Linked DNA regions of Homo sapiens: regions 2 and 3 are each linked to region 1. Evidence: read pairs that join two places in POLR2A ChIA-PET (ENCODE). Cell type or tissue: A673. All regions are shown on one strand.

Region 1 (5,000 bases):
TCAGGAAAAATTTAAGCTGTTAAAATTATTCTTTTTCTAAATTTCTAAAGTGGAGGGACAGAATTTTTCAGATTTAAAAGGGCCTCCTAGGTGCCCAGAAAATTAGTGGAAAGAACCACGTCTAGACGCATCTTTGATGTGTCAGAGTTCCAAGGATAAAAAGAAACTTTTAAAGTCTTCTATACTCAGCCAGGTTATCAATCAAATATGAGGGCAAAATAATATTTTCAGACAGATTTTAGGCAGTTTATCTTCCATATATCCTTTTCTTTAAGGGTATTTGTAGATACACTCCAGAAAAACAAGAGTGAAATATGAAGGAAGTTGTGGGGTCCAGCAAACAGTGCTTCCAAATCAGACCCCTGATAGAGGTGGAAAACTTTGCAATGCAACAACTGCGTAGCTGGCTTAGAGGACAGCCAATACAGATGGAACAGAAAGATGAGGATGGGATTGAGGGATCAGGGATTGAGGTCTCCAAGAATAAAAAGGGACTTCATGGAAAAAGTAGGCTTGTGGATAATTAATCACAGGGGCAAATAATGCAGTTAAAATAACAACATGACAATCAGGTGGAGGAATGTATAATAAACCCAAATGTGGCTGGGTAGAGTGGCTCACACCTGTAATCCCAGCACTTTGGGAGGCCAAGCCGGGCAGATTACCTGAGGTCAGGAGTTCGAGACCAGCTTGGCCAACATGGCGAAACCCCGTCTCTACTAAAAATACAAAAATTAGCCAGGCTTGGGGGCGCACGCCTGTAGTCCCAGCTCCTCAGGAGCTGAGGTAGGAGAATCACTTGAACCCAGGAGGCAAAGGTTGCAGGGAGTTGAGCCAAGATCGCGCCATTGCACCCTAGCCTGGGCAACAGAGCGAGATTCTGTTTCAAAAAACCCCCAAGTGTATTATAAGGCAATAATTCCTATACGAAGCAAACTAAAATGCAGCAATATTAAGGTATAAAAACAAAGAGGAATAATTCCATTGAACCTTGATTCTGGAAACTTTGATCCACCCAGCAGTCATGATGTTAGACTCATTGAAAAGAATGTATTTCTAATGCATGATGCGATCGGTCTATAGATGTGTCATGGAAACTTGGTTGCAACTTCAAGACAAAATAAAAAGTAAACATTTACATGAAAAATGGTGGATATGGAAGGTGGAGAAGAGAGGAGATAACAGCTTTATCTTTCAAAATAGAGAATTGAGAGATGGTACCAAAAGCTGATGAAGTAAAAAAAAAAAAAAAAAAAAAAGATACTTAATATAATACTTTAAATTACAAATATAAACACAAGAAGAACAAATATAATGATACAAATGTCAGACACTGGGAATGTCCAAGATTCTGGAAGGAAAGGGTGGTATTATTGAGCTAAATCCTCAACTTTGTCTGGGCACAGTGGCTAAAAATTAGCCGGGCATGGTAGCATGCACCTGTAGTCCCAGCTACTTGGGAGGCTGAGGCGGAAGGATCGCTTGAGCTTGAGAGGCGGAAGTTGCAGTGAGCCAAGATGGCACTACTGCACTCCAGCCTGGGAGACAGAGAAAGACCCTGTGTCAACATAAATAAATATATAAATAAATCATCAAGTCTCATATTAAAGACTCTGTAAATATGACTTATTGTTGACAAATGAAACAAATAGAGGTGTAAGCATGTTGTCTACATGGAGGCAAGACCAGAATAATAGAAAATGGAAACAGATTCCCTTAAAGAGGGGAATCGTGTCTTTCTCATTGGCTCAATGTAGTCTCCGTAGAGTCTAGAATGCTTCAGCACCTGGCACACTGCTTAACAAATGGTGAATGAAAAAAAAAAAAAGAAAAGTCATTCTTTTTCTTCTTTCACCCTATGTCCATAATCTGGCCATTTGCAGAACTTGATGTCCAGTGATCGAAATCAACAGCATCAGTGCATCCAATATCTTCTAGTCTCTCATCTTCTTATTACATCATTAATTTTATTTACTTTAAAATTAAGGATATCCAAAGTATTATGTGAGACCATTGCAATGGGAGACTTAAAAGTGGTATAAAATGTACTTTGGGCCAGGCGCAGTGGCTCACGCCTGTAATCCCAGCACTTTGGGAGGCCAAGGTGGGCGGATCACGAGGTCAAGAGATCGAGAGCATCCTGGCCAACATGGTGAAACCCCGTCTCTATTAAAAATACAAAAAAATTAGCTGGGCATGGTGGCGCATACCTGTAATCCCAGCTACTCGGGAAGCTGAGGCAGGAGAATCGCTTGAAACCAGAAGGCGGAGGTTGCAGTGAGCCAGGATCACGCCACTGCACTCCAGCCTGGGCAACAAGAGCGAAACTCCATCTCAAAAAAAAAAAAAAAAAAGTACATTGAATTGGAAAGTCTTCAAAAAGCAGCAGTGATGAATTTTTTGAGATTTTTAACAATTACAAAAATTCAGGGTTTTTTCTAATGGATGCCACCTGAGACTTTATTTTCTGTTATTTTCTTGTAATAACTAACCAAACAAGCTCATGTTGAAAAATGATTACTAAATTTGAGCTAATTGCAATGACTGGTTTCAAAATTTTCCACAGTGTATTTGAGTTAAAATTTCACTGTGAAGAGTACTACGATCACTCTCGCTTATTCCAAAAATATAAATGGACACTTGAGTATTTGAATTATTGAGGAAATGGTTGACTGGGTAATTTTTAAAAATCACTGGGCACAAAAAATATATTTTGACTTATATTAGTTTAGAGTATTTACACTTGAAAGAGTCTCATCTTTTCTGAAGGGTGTTTCTTTCATACACATTTTATTGCACTGAGTTTTGTGACCCATGGCATATTAATGAAGCTGAACAGGATGTGAAATATAAACTGGAAGCAAAAGATTAAATAAACCAAAATTGCATTTTTTCTGTAGTCTTGTCCAAAATTGGGTAACCACTTCTGATGGGGTAGCTCATATCCAAGAATGAGTCACAAAACCAGACTCGTTGAACCTGGTATATGATGAGTCACAAAGCAACATTCTGCCTTTGTTTTTTCAGGACAAGAAACTTGAATTGTATCCCACTGAGTTAAAAGATAAAATATATGGCATTGGCATTTCTGTACTTCAGAGAGGAATATATCTGTTTGTGGTAGGAATAAAAAATAAGTGAGAGAGGCAAAGCTTAGGTTCATCATATTATGTTACTGATATAACACAATTAACTTGGTAAAAGTGAAGGTGTGGGTGGGCGTGGTGGCTCACGCTTGTAATCCCAGCACTTTGGGAGTCCGAGGCGGGTGGATCACCTGAGGTCGGGAGTTCGAGACCAGCCTGACCAACATGGAGAAACCCCATCTCTACTAAAAATATAAAATTAGCCAGGCATGGTGGCACACGCCTCTAATCCCAGCTACTCGGGAGGCTGAGGCAGGAGAAGCGCTTAAACCTGGGAGGTGGAGTTTGCAGTGAGCTGAGATTGAGCCACTGCACTCTAGCCTGGGCAACAAGAGCAAAACTCTGTCTCAAAAAAAAAAAAAAAAAGTGAAGGTGCCCAGTGTCTGCAACTATGTCACCCCGGGCATATCACATATCACTCTGTTTTTCCGTCTGTAAAACGGGAGCAACAATGCCATTGCCTTATCATCAGAAGGATATGGAGACTAAATGGGAGAATGTAGGTAAACAGCACAGAGTATGGGTATCAGTAAGTAAACTGCAGCAGTTTGTTGATGTTAACAATAGTTAGCATTATATCTAACTATATCTAACGATATAACCATTGGGAATCCAGTTTTCCATGATTTTCCTCTAGAATGGAGCTGCCTAAGTCCTGCTTAAGTCATTTTTCTTTGAAGATTACTGAACATCATCTTCAAATGTTCATCCTTGTAAACACGTGTGTGTGTGTGTGTGTGTGTTAATTTAAATTTTCAGAAAAATTCTGTAGGCCGTTGGAAGGAAGCTACCATACCAGGCCACTTAAACTCCTACACCATCAAAGGCCTGAAGCCTGGTGTGGTATACGAGGGCCAGCTCATCAGCATCCAGCAGTACGGCCACCAAGAAGTGACTCGCTTTGACTTCACCACCACCAGCACCAGCACACCTGTGACCAGTATGTACACAACCACCCTCATGCCTCCTACCCCCGAGGTTCCTAGAGCTAGGCTCTCCTGAGGCAATGCTTTCCTTCTCAATTCATATTCTTCCAGGAGGGGCACCAACGTTTTTTAAAATGATGTTGGCGACGAGGACGGTAAATTTTCTAGATGACTGAAGGCTGACTTTCCCCTTTCTGTGACTCTCTAGGCAACACCGTGACAGGAGAGACGACTCCCTTTTCTCCTCTTGTGGCCACTTCTGAATCTGTGACCGAAATCACAGCCAGTAGCTTTGTGGTCTCCTGGGTCTCAGCTTCCGACACCGTGTCGGGATTCCGGGTGGAATATGAGCTGAGTGAGGAGGGAGATGAGCCACAGTACCTGGGTAAGCTCAATATGTCGCTCAAGACAGGTTCAGGGCAGCTGCTGGAAAACTCTCCTTGTGGGGGTGGGTGGCCTCTAGGCAGGTGGTATCTGTGGTTTGGAACTGGTTGACAGCTCAGACTGAACAAACCACCCTCTGGCATGAGGAAGGGAAGGACTGACTCTTTCTAAGAAGTGGCCGGGTTTTTCCCAAGCCACTGTCACATGTTCCTGGTCCCTGATGCCAGCTGCATCATGCGCCTACCTGTGCACAAGTTCCTACAGCAAAAGCTGTGTTCTTGGTGGAAGTAATTACCAGGACTGCAGCTGACAATGTGAGCACAGTACGGTCACTCATACTTTTCAAATTGTTATGGTGAGGGGCCTTTAAAAAACTTCATTGGCGCACTGAAGTGTGTGCCATCGTAAGCACTGAGTTCAGTGAATTTGAATTCTTATAAAGTGAACACACCACAAGACCAGCACCCAGATCAAGGAAAAGAATATCTCTCTACCCTCACCCCATCATCTTCCGCCAATAATCACTACCCTGACTCTTACTGCA
Region 2 (5,000 bases), 520 kb before region 1:
GTTGGTCTCGAACTCCTGAACTCAAGCAATCCCCCTGCCTTGGCCTCCCAAAGTGCTGGGATTACAAGCATAAGCCACTGCACCTGGTCAAGGTAATGATTCTTATATAACAGGGGAGGGGAGCAATTTTGCTCCCCAGGGGACATTTGGCCATATCTGGAGACATTCTTAGCTGTCACAACTGGTGCAGGGGTTGGGGGAAGCAATTCTCATGTGGTGGATGGCCGGGGATGTTGCTAAACATCCTACAATGCTTAATACAGGCCCCCATCACAAAGAACTGTACATCCCAAAATACTAGTCATGCTGAGATTGAGAAATCCCGAGATGAAGTATTGAGAAGAAAGCCCGTCTTGTGGCAATTGCTCAGTGTTACCTATCATTAATAAGCTTTGAGTAAGAATGACATACATCTGACACATAGTTTACTGAGTGAAAGAGATGGAGAGGAATCTTCATTTTATTCTCTGATAAGCCATACAAATGACATTTCAGCCATAAGGGCTGGCTTCCAGGCTTTTTGTTGTTTAGAAGATGCTGTTATTATTACTATTATTTTGAGATGGAGTTTCACTCTTGTTGCCCAAGCTGGAGTGCAATGGCACGATCTTGGCTCACTGCAACTTCCTCCGCCTCCCGGATTAGAGTGTTTCTCCTGCCTCCACCTCCTGAGTAGCTGGGATTACAGGCGCTCACCACCATGCCCAGCTAATTTTTTGTATTTTTAGTAGAGACGGGTTTCACCATGTTGGCCAGGCTGGTCGTGAACTCCTGACCTCAGGTGATCCACCTGCCTCGGCCTCCCAAAGTGCTGGGATTACAGGCATGAGCCACTGTGCCCGGGCTTATTATTTTTATAATCTAGGTAAACAAGTAGTTTCCAACCATAACAAATGCTGGCCTTTTGGTTGGGGTAGTTTGGAATATACCCAATTATGCTTTCTCAGTGAATGAAGTGAATGAATGAATAATTATAGAGGAAGCTCCAAGGCACATGGTGTTAGGAAGATACTGCCCACTGACTCTCCTTTCAGTAAACCTTCAGATTTTTGCTGGCACTGTCACCAGTAACTTGCATCTATGGGCAGACAGGTGGGCAGCCCCCGGGAGGGCTCAGGAGGGTATAAAATCTCTCAGAATGGCAAGGAGAATTTCCCAAAGGATCTGATGGCATCCTCAGCCAAAGACATAATGCCATCAGCAAAGTGGTGAGGATGAAGGCAGGGCACCTTGGTGGGTATAGAAAACAAGGGAAGCTTGTCTTTCCAACTGCCAAAATGCTGCTAAGCCTCCCCCTTTTTGTAGCTCTCTGTGTCCGCTAGGTTACATCTTAACCTGTATTAATGTACCTTGTATCCTTTGCCCAGGTCTGTTGGGTGCCTTTCTGTCACTTTTCTCCTAAAGAAAACAGATCCAAGTTTAAAAGGCTTCTGTTATTCTAGGAGGACCTAGGTCTCTGCAGATAAGCCTCAGCAGCTGGGAGTGGCACGGGGCTGGGGCCAATAGGGTGGGGGGCCAAGGAGAGTGGGGTGAGGAGAGGCAAGGGAAGGGTGGGAGTTCTGGATGGCTGAGTGCCTGTAGGTCTGGTTTTTCTACACCAACCCCCCTTTAAAGAGATCAGCTATAGATTATGTATATGTATCTATTCTTTGTAACATTGTCATTCCAAATATCTCATGTTTTTCCCTTAAATCATTTCATTGCTGGGGAAAAATGGTGAAAATCACTGGCATACACAGATCCAAAATCACCCCTTATTTATAGATTGTAGCCGATTAAATAGTTTCCCCAGAATTCACTATTCACTGAAGAGTTCAGGGTGTCCAGAAAAAAGTTAAGGCAAAAGCAGGATTATTTCCAACAATTAACACAATCTATTCCGTTTACTCCAGAGAAGGCTGATAAACCACCTTAGAGGGCTTCTGCCCTTCAGGGACTCTCAGGCACATAGTCCTGTCTTTGAGTTTGAGTCTGAGGGGAAGCTGAGATGAGGCTGAGATGCAGGTGAGATGCATGCCAAGGCTGTGTGATGTTCCGTCTCTCTGGAATTAGGACAACCTGCGTCCTTCTCCTGTGAACATCTATGGAAGCAGCACCATAAACACTCGGGTGAGTGCTTCTCAATGATTTCCACGAGTGGATAAATGTAACTGATTTGCCTCTTACAATAACACACAGATCCTCCCATCTCCAACGAGGGGCTTTGCAGGATTCTGATTGAACACTAGATGCCGCTGTTGACTCACTCTGTGTTCTGTGAGCTTCAAGATCTCATCCCTCAGTCCCCATCAGGAGAGACAATTTTTAAAAGCCTGAGTCAATTAACGAAGTTCTGTCTATTTTTCCTCATTTAGTGATTGATTTAGAGGGTTTTTATTTATTCATTTTTTGGTGAATTTCAGAGGTTGTCTTTTTCTTGGAGAACATTTGGAAATTGGCAGAAAATGAAACAACGAAAGGGCATCGATGTCTTTTAAAGAAGAAAGGTCAACTCAGACTAAAGGCTTGTAAATAAGATCATTTTTGGATTTCTGAGTTTCTGCCCCAGAAAAAATTCAAGTAACTCTCAGGCCTACCTGTTTCTCTAGTTCTGTAGCATGCCAAATTGTGTTTGTCTTCGGCATGTATTTGAATATTATAATCTGAGATATGCCGGATAGCTGCCTCTACTGCATTCCAGGTTGCTAGTGTCATTATTGGTTTTCTACTTTCTAAAGCAACTTTTTACTTTGGCAAATTTTTAAAACAAAAGGGGAAAGACTAGTGAAGTGTGCTCCAAATACCCATTCCTTTGAAACCTACCAAATTTTAAATAATTATCGAATTAATTTTCCTCTTAGGCAGGGTGGTAAAGGGGATGCCTCTCTCAAAAGGCAGATTACTAAAAGTGATTTGGAAACACAGAACATTGCAAATAAAACCGGAGAGCCCTTGCTTCATTTTTCTGTCTTCAAAATTCCTTGATTCTTCCAGAACAAATATGACTCAGACTTGGAGAGAGCTTTATCTCTGTGCTTCAATAGCAAAAGTACTCAGAACATTTATCATATTGCATTGAAATACACGTTTACATTACTGTGTCCCTGTCCCCCAGAAAAGAAGACCTCTTTTAGGGTAGCACCAAATCCTGGTCAACTACAAATCCTGGTCGTCTTTGTATCCCTGTGACCTGATCTTTTCATAGTGATCGCGCCACTGCACTCCATCTTGGGCAACAGAGTGAGACCCTGTCTCAAACAAAAACAAAAACAAAAAGCAAATATTTATAGAAGGTGTTTGAATAAAAAGAAAAGATTGGATCCAGTTTCTAGTGGGTAAGGCAGATGAGAACAGAGTAGACAAACAAACAAGGTAACTACAATTTGCAAGCAGTGCTGTAACAGGAACACTGGATGAGATAAGGTGGAACTGAGTGGGGCCCCTCTGCACAGGGTGGTCAGGGGCCTCTTCTCTGAGAGAGGTCTGAGTTGGGACCCTTAAAGGATGAGTCACAGCCAGTCAGTCATGCAAAGATGTGAAGGAAGAGGGGCCCAGGCAGAGGGAACAGCAAGTGCAAAGGGCTGGAGGCGATAAAGGCTTTGGCATAGCTGAGGGCGAAAGGGAGCAGAGCATGTCTGGAGTAGCTTAGGGGGTCATGATGAGCAGAGCGCTGGAGGCACGAGGAAGGGTGGATCTTCAGTTCCTGCCTTGTGCGACCAGAGAAGGGTGTCTGCCTTGGAGAGCCAGGAGCTGACTTATGTTGTGAAACAATAACTTGCCATGCATTGCGAATGGATCAGAGGATGGCAAGAATGGGAACAAGATGTGTCAGAATTGAGAGAGGGTGATGGTTTGGACTAGGTTGGTGGCATTGAGGAGGAGCATAAATGGGTGAAGTGTGAGGTGTATTTTGGAGAGGTAATGGACAGGAGTTGCTGATGCATTTGAATTTGGGGGATGGTGCAGGAAGAGGAGAAATCAAGGATGACTCATAGCTTTCTAGCTGTGGCAGAGTGTGGGGCCATTTGCTGAGTTAAGGATGTCTGGGAGAAGAGGCTAGATCAGAACAGAATCAATTTTGGATCATTTTGATGAAACACCATGAGTTCCTCCCCAGACCCCCAACAATTGGAGAACTTATTTTGTTTCTAAGCACAATATTCTAAGTAGAATATTGTGGGGGTTTTTTTGGTAACAGCTTCATTGAGGTATAATTCACATACTATGCAATTCACCTATTTTAAGTATATAATTCAATGGTTTTCAGCATATCCACAGAGTTGCAATCAATTTTAGAATATTTTCATTACCCTAAAAGAAACTGTACCCTATTGCAGTCACACCTCCTTCATTCTTCACATCTACCCTCCTCATCCTAAACCCTAGGCAGCCACTAACGTAGTTTCTGTTTCTAGATTTATGTGTTGTGGACGTTTGTGTAAGTGGAACCTATGGTTATATGGGACCCTTGTTCCTGACTTCTTTCACTTAGTATAATGTCTTGAAGATTCAACCGTATTGTCGCATGAATCATAATTGTATTCCTTTGTATTGTGGAATAATTTCCTTCATTTTTATGAAATAATATTGCATACAATATTATAACATTTTATGCATCCATTTATCAGTTAATGGGCATTTGGGTTTGTCTTAGTCTGTTTGGCTGCCACAACACTCGCTTCAGCCTGAGTGGCTTAAACAACAGACGTTTATTTCTCACAGTTCTGGAGTCTGGAAGTCTGTGATCAAGCGGCTGGCTGATTCAGTGCTCAGTGAGGGAGCTCTTGCAGGACGCCATCTTTATGCTGGATCCTCCTGTGGCAGAGAGAGATGATCTCTCTCCTGTCTCTTCTTCTAACGGCATCAATTCCATTCGCAAAGGCTCCTCCTTCTCCCTAATTACCTCCCCAAAGCCCCACCTTCAAATATCATCACAATGGAGATTAAGACTTCAACATATGAATTTTGGAGACACTCCGTTCATAGTGAGGTGGTTTCCACTTTTGGGGTATTATGAGTAA
Region 3 (5,000 bases), 360 kb before region 1:
TTCCTTTATAAATAGACTTGGAATAAGCTTTTTAAATGGTTTCAAAAGTTTGTGAGGATGGAAGCACAGCTCTGAGAGTAAGATTGGGTATGCATCTTTCAGATATGCATGTATAGTGTCTAGTTTTATAGCCCACACACATTTTTAAGCTGTATTTCTTTTAAAAGGAACTTAAATATTATTTTGATTTAAAAATTATATTTTGGGGAAAAAGTCTAGGAATTATGGGACCATAACAATATAATGCCATGAAGTTACAACCTTATAGTGGTGTTCTCTCTGGGCATGTTAAATAAAGTTTGATTTATTGAAATGGTTTTTTTAAACCATACTCTTAATTCACTGCACATTTAGGCCTTATGTTTTGCTTAATTCTTATACTTGAGATCTAGCCCAAATGCCGTATGTGTGCTTGCTTGTATAGCTTACTTTATAGGGAGGGCTCTTTCATTTAAAACTCAGAGAGGGTAAAAAGCAGAAGATAACCTTTGAAGAAGAGACATAACATTACCCACCAAATGCCAGAATTTCTAAAGGAAGTTGGATCTGTTGAAAGGAGCCTCTGTGTTCCTAAGATGGGTTGGTTGGGGCCATGGAGGTCTTTGGTTTTATATTCTTGGTCTTGCCTTTTAAAGAGGAAATGCAGCTCCTGTGAAGCAATGGCCTGACATTGGTAGGGTTGAGGTTCAGAACTTGTTCAGCCTGTGGACCCTGGGATGACCTTGCATTAGTCATGTGTCTGTGGGCCAGCACCTCATCTCATGCCCCGTGGGAGGGTGGTGCTCTCTCTGAGGTTCATGTTTGGATGAATTACTAACCACAATGAAGCACCCTCTTGAATCAGGCTTCTGGATTGTGGAGCAAAATAAAAAAAGTGTCCTTCTCTCACATATTTTTCCATCAGCCCTGCTTGCCTGCGTGTGATCCTTTTATTTCCTCAGCTGTGGGGCAAAGGATCTATCACTCTTGTTCAGTATTTAAATACGGAAGACATTGAAAGGGTAAGCCCTCAAGCATATAAAGCCCCTTATAAAGAACATTGCCATTCTTGTGCTCTCAGACGTGCATGAATCTTTCAAGACACCTTTCATTTTCATATTTATTGGGCAATATGAAGTTTGTAATTTATTTTGTTGAATTGTGAATATATTTTTTCATGTATTGGGCTGAAGCACACAACATTGCTGATGTCTGACCACTTTCAGTTTATAAAAATAGCAATTTCATATGGTTCCCTCTAGGGAAAGTGAAGAGAAAAATCTGCCCAGTCTCCTTTCCCTTTAATGAATCTTTATTATCCTGCTGGTGCAGATTGCCTGACTCTCCAAGTATAAATCGGGAGGGAGGAGGACTAGCCTTGAGTTGTTGACTGGGTTGTCATAGCTAGCCTGGGCTCTGGAGTGAGGATGGTCAGTGTTGGGCACAATTAATTCATCCATAGAAGGAAAAGATGTTGAGCAAAATATCTCAATGAAGTAATGGATTCAAATGGTGTCAGGAACATCTAAACAGCACAGCAGTTGCTTCTACATCAAATGTGACATTTGGCATTGAGGGTAAGTTCACAGAGCCAAAGCTAAACTCAGGTCAGGATTTAACACTGTTAAACCATTTTGACATGTGGCTTTTATTTGTTAATGAAACCAACTGCATTTGACCTGCTAAACATTAGGAGAATGAAAATATAAGAAAAACATAGATCCTTATGGGAAAAAGATGCAAGTAGAATTATTTTCACTGAGTGGAAGATGGAGATGGAGGTGGGGGTCTGAGGATAGAAAAGAAAGTAAAAATATTAAACTAAGAGAAGAGTGAGGATAATTGCCAAGGAATGTAGCACCGCAAAAGGTCAGTGTGTTCTTGGATAATGCTAGTGGCTATAGCAGGAGGTAAGCATGATTAGAGGTGCTGTGTCCTTTCCACAGCACGCCTCCAAGGAGAGTGAAGACTCTAATCAAATGCCTGGTCTGCCAGAAGTAAGAAATTGGGTGACGTTGGGTAGAAAAATATTTTATAGGTTTGTGACAAATTGTCGTACCTCTAAATCCAATTCATAGCTTATATATATATACACAATCTTACAAAAAAATCAACCTAACAAAGCATCGATCCACATATATCCACATTTCCTTTCATGTGGACTTAGTTTTTGTTAAGCCTTAATCAGGTTTTAGTATTGCCTGTAAACAGATATCTTGCTGAATGTGAGAGCGGTTTCTAAAAAGAAGATACAGCCCCATTTCTGGTCTGTACTTTTCTGCAGCTTATATATATATTTAAATAAACCTAGTGTTACCAGTTTTGATTGGTCTATTTCTGCTGAATGTTCCTCAAGGAAGAATATTATTATTGGAAAGAACCTGACATGTACTGGTTGTGGAATGGAGGAGTGAGCGATCTGAACAAATAGTTAACTTATAATGGTTAACTGTTTTCCTTGTAAAAGTCAAGATAAGATATACTCAGCAAGCTTGTGAATTTTGAGTGCTGGGAAGTCCTGGATTCCTGCAGAGTCATTGTGAGGTTTGCTTTTATTGGCCTCTGTTTCCCATGCAAGGGACAATTGTATAAATCCCCCTCTCCCTGCACCCACCTCCCTCCCATGTTGGTTTAATCCTTAGGCTGTTTCCTGCCTGCCCCCCTGGGAAATGCTGGTAAGAATTTCTTAAGATAGAACTTCCAGGGTCTTTATCTAGTTCTTCTCCCAGGCCAACCATTGGAACTTTCCTTTTGGATATGTCTCATTTGTGCAGCAAGTTTAACAGAGTGTTATATGCAAGTTCTAACAGGCAATGCTATATAATGGAGCATCCAAGACTGATACCAGTGTACTGGCTTTTTAAAACCCTAGGCACAAAACCTCACTTCAAAAGAGGAAAAATCTAAAGGTAGAAAGACTGCTTTTGGTCAGGGGGCTAAGTTAGATTCCTCAAGTCTCACTGTACAGGCAAGTTTTCATTTTTGTTTAGGGCTGTAGAATAAATCTTATTGTGCCCAATATGGAAAACAGATCAAAATGTTAAAGGGGAGTGTTGTGGCTTAGAGTCTCACCCACTCTGCTCTTTTCATTTCTTCTACTTTCCTGGGAAACCTTGAAAGATTTCACAGAGCCCTTGGGGTTGTACAGAGCACCAGGGCAGAGAATTGGTTGGGCCAATATTCTCAAATATAGTAACTCTTGATTATTTTTATTAAGACCCACATGATGATGTAGATCTGTAGAGAGAGCAGATAATAAGATAAGTAAGATAAGAAGCATGAGTAACAGGCCTGGTTCAATACACTCTCAAGTGGCCGAGAAAGCTTTCTGACTTCTAAATATGTTGAACACTTTGTACAAGTGGTTTGTGAATGTAGGTTTTCTGAGAAAGATAAGTGAATAAAAAAGAAACAGTACCAGGCTTGGGTCACTTTTATCTCAGGAGGAAGAGGCTATTGTTCATCCATGGAAAAAAGGGCCGATGAGCTGCAATTTTCAGCCTAAACTCTCTTAAAGATGGCTGGTCAACTTTATGTCAGACACAGAGTTCTTTCTCCTCTAAAAACTCATCATTGATTTGGGAGACAAGACATAGACAGATTAAGTAGCTGACTGTCAATACACAGCAATCCAAGGTAAACACTTATGGAAGTGGCAGAGGTACCTGCTGCTGAAAAGATACTTGAGTGTTGAAATAGTCAAGGAAGCTTTTCTGATGAAAATATCCTATGAACAGAAATGGTTAGAGAGAGTTCGTGTGCTAACTATATTCTTTCTGTGAGGATTAGGCTAGGTGGTTAGAGGATACAAGTGGAGATAAGAAATCTTGGCCCTGTGGCGAGGCCTCTTGTGCACAGGAGAAATAAAACAAGCAGGTTTCATGGGTGGACTGGAAGCCATGGAACAGCCACGTCACATGGTAATCAGGAACCTCAAAGGACAGTTGTCTATGGTCCACCAGCAGCAGTGGCTCATGGGTGATTCTTCTAGGGCTGATCATTAACGTGACTCAGACTTGTTGTGAATGCTCATTTCTGTCTTCAGCTCACTTTTTAGAGCTTGACTGGTCTTGGTGAGGAGCCATTCTGGCCTAGTCAGTTGTGGACAAGTGGACAGATTCACATAGTACAGGCATAGAAATTTGGATGTCTGTGGCGCAGTGGCTCCATGCCTGTAATCCCAGCACTTTGGGAGCCCGAGGTGGGCAGACCACGAGGTTACGAGTTCGAGACCAGCCTGAACAACATGGTGAAACCTCGTTTCTACTAAAAATACAAAAATTAGCCAGGTGTGGTGGTGCACACCTGTAATCCCAGCTACTCAGGAGGCTGAGGCAGGAGAATTGCTTGAACCCAGGAGGTGGGATTTGCAGTGAGCCGAGATCACACCACTGCACACCACTGCACTCCAGCCTGGGTCACACAGCAGAGCAAGATTCCGTCTCAAAAAAAAAAAAAAAAAGAAAAGAAAGAAATTTGGATGTCTGCAACTCTTAAGGCTACTTCCTTCCTTCCTTGGGGTGCTGTGGCAGGGACCCCTTTAACAGTGCCTGAGGTCGTGGCACTGGCTCCCCACTCAGGCAGTATCCATTGTGGAATATGTGTTGTACCCCAAAGATCTACCTTATATTGCACACTTTTGGGTCAGGAAGCACTCACTAATTAATTCTGTCTTACTTTTCATATTTGTTTTTTAGAGGCCTTTTTTCTTAGAAATGCATATGCAAACACAATGTAAACATATATCAATGCCATTTTCTACATGATTGTCAGGATTTATTATATAAAAGGATTGACTTTACTGATATTCTAATAGAATAAATCTGCCTGTCTTGCATTCTTGAAAGATCTCCTAAAGGTAGCAACAAATGATGGGATCATTATTAAAGTAAGATGAATGTGTTGTCAGGGCCTTGGAGAAACATAAGCATAATACTACCAGGAGAATTGTAAGTTCTTAAAAATGGTCAAGACCCTCAAAGTCATCTTGCCCCAAACTAGGGAGAGTTCATAAAAATCAT

What was found. ChIA-PET counts read pairs that join two places held together with the same protein. Peaks named below come from ENCODE experiments on the same cell type or tissue, not always from the same donor. Only the 100,000 strongest peaks of a DNase experiment are listed, where the experiment ranks them.
Region 2: POLR2A ChIA-PET joins it to region 1 with 5 read pairs; 2 of 35 experiments call an interaction of 5 or more read pairs at or near these places.
Region 3: POLR2A ChIA-PET joins it to region 1 with 8 read pairs; 4 of 35 experiments call an interaction of 5 or more read pairs at or near these places.

What each region holds. Positions count from the first base shown.
Region 1 is chr2:215,409,020-215,414,019 of GRCh38, reverse strand. It overlaps FN1 (fibronectin 1), which reads left to right. Exons shown (of 46, transcript NM_212482.4): 14 at 3,906-4,086; 15 at 4,281-4,457. Among named protein-coding and RNA genes, the nearest start is that of FN1-DT, 24 kb to the left of the region's middle. RefSeq lists a silencer at 2,840-3,134. In A673, no CTCF peak of the experiment used is centred here; a DNase peak (open chromatin) is centred at 2,869; H3K27ac peaks cover 1,365 bases.
Region 2 is chr2:215,928,679-215,933,678 of GRCh38, reverse strand. No RefSeq gene overlaps it. Among named protein-coding and RNA genes, the nearest start is that of MREG, 82 kb to the left of the region's middle. In A673, CTCF peaks have their summits at 2,027 and 2,227 (motif pointing right); a DNase peak (open chromatin) is centred at 2,238; H3K27ac peaks cover 485 bases.
Region 3 is chr2:215,769,712-215,774,711 of GRCh38, reverse strand. All of the region lies in intron 1 of LINC00607 (long intergenic non-protein coding RNA 607), which reads left to right. Among named protein-coding and RNA genes, the nearest start is that of LINC01614, 54 kb to the right of the region's middle. RefSeq lists an enhancer at 2,372-2,666. In A673, no CTCF peak of the experiment used is centred here; a DNase peak (open chromatin) is centred at 2,591; H3K4me3 peaks cover 308 bases; H3K27ac peaks cover 4,124 bases.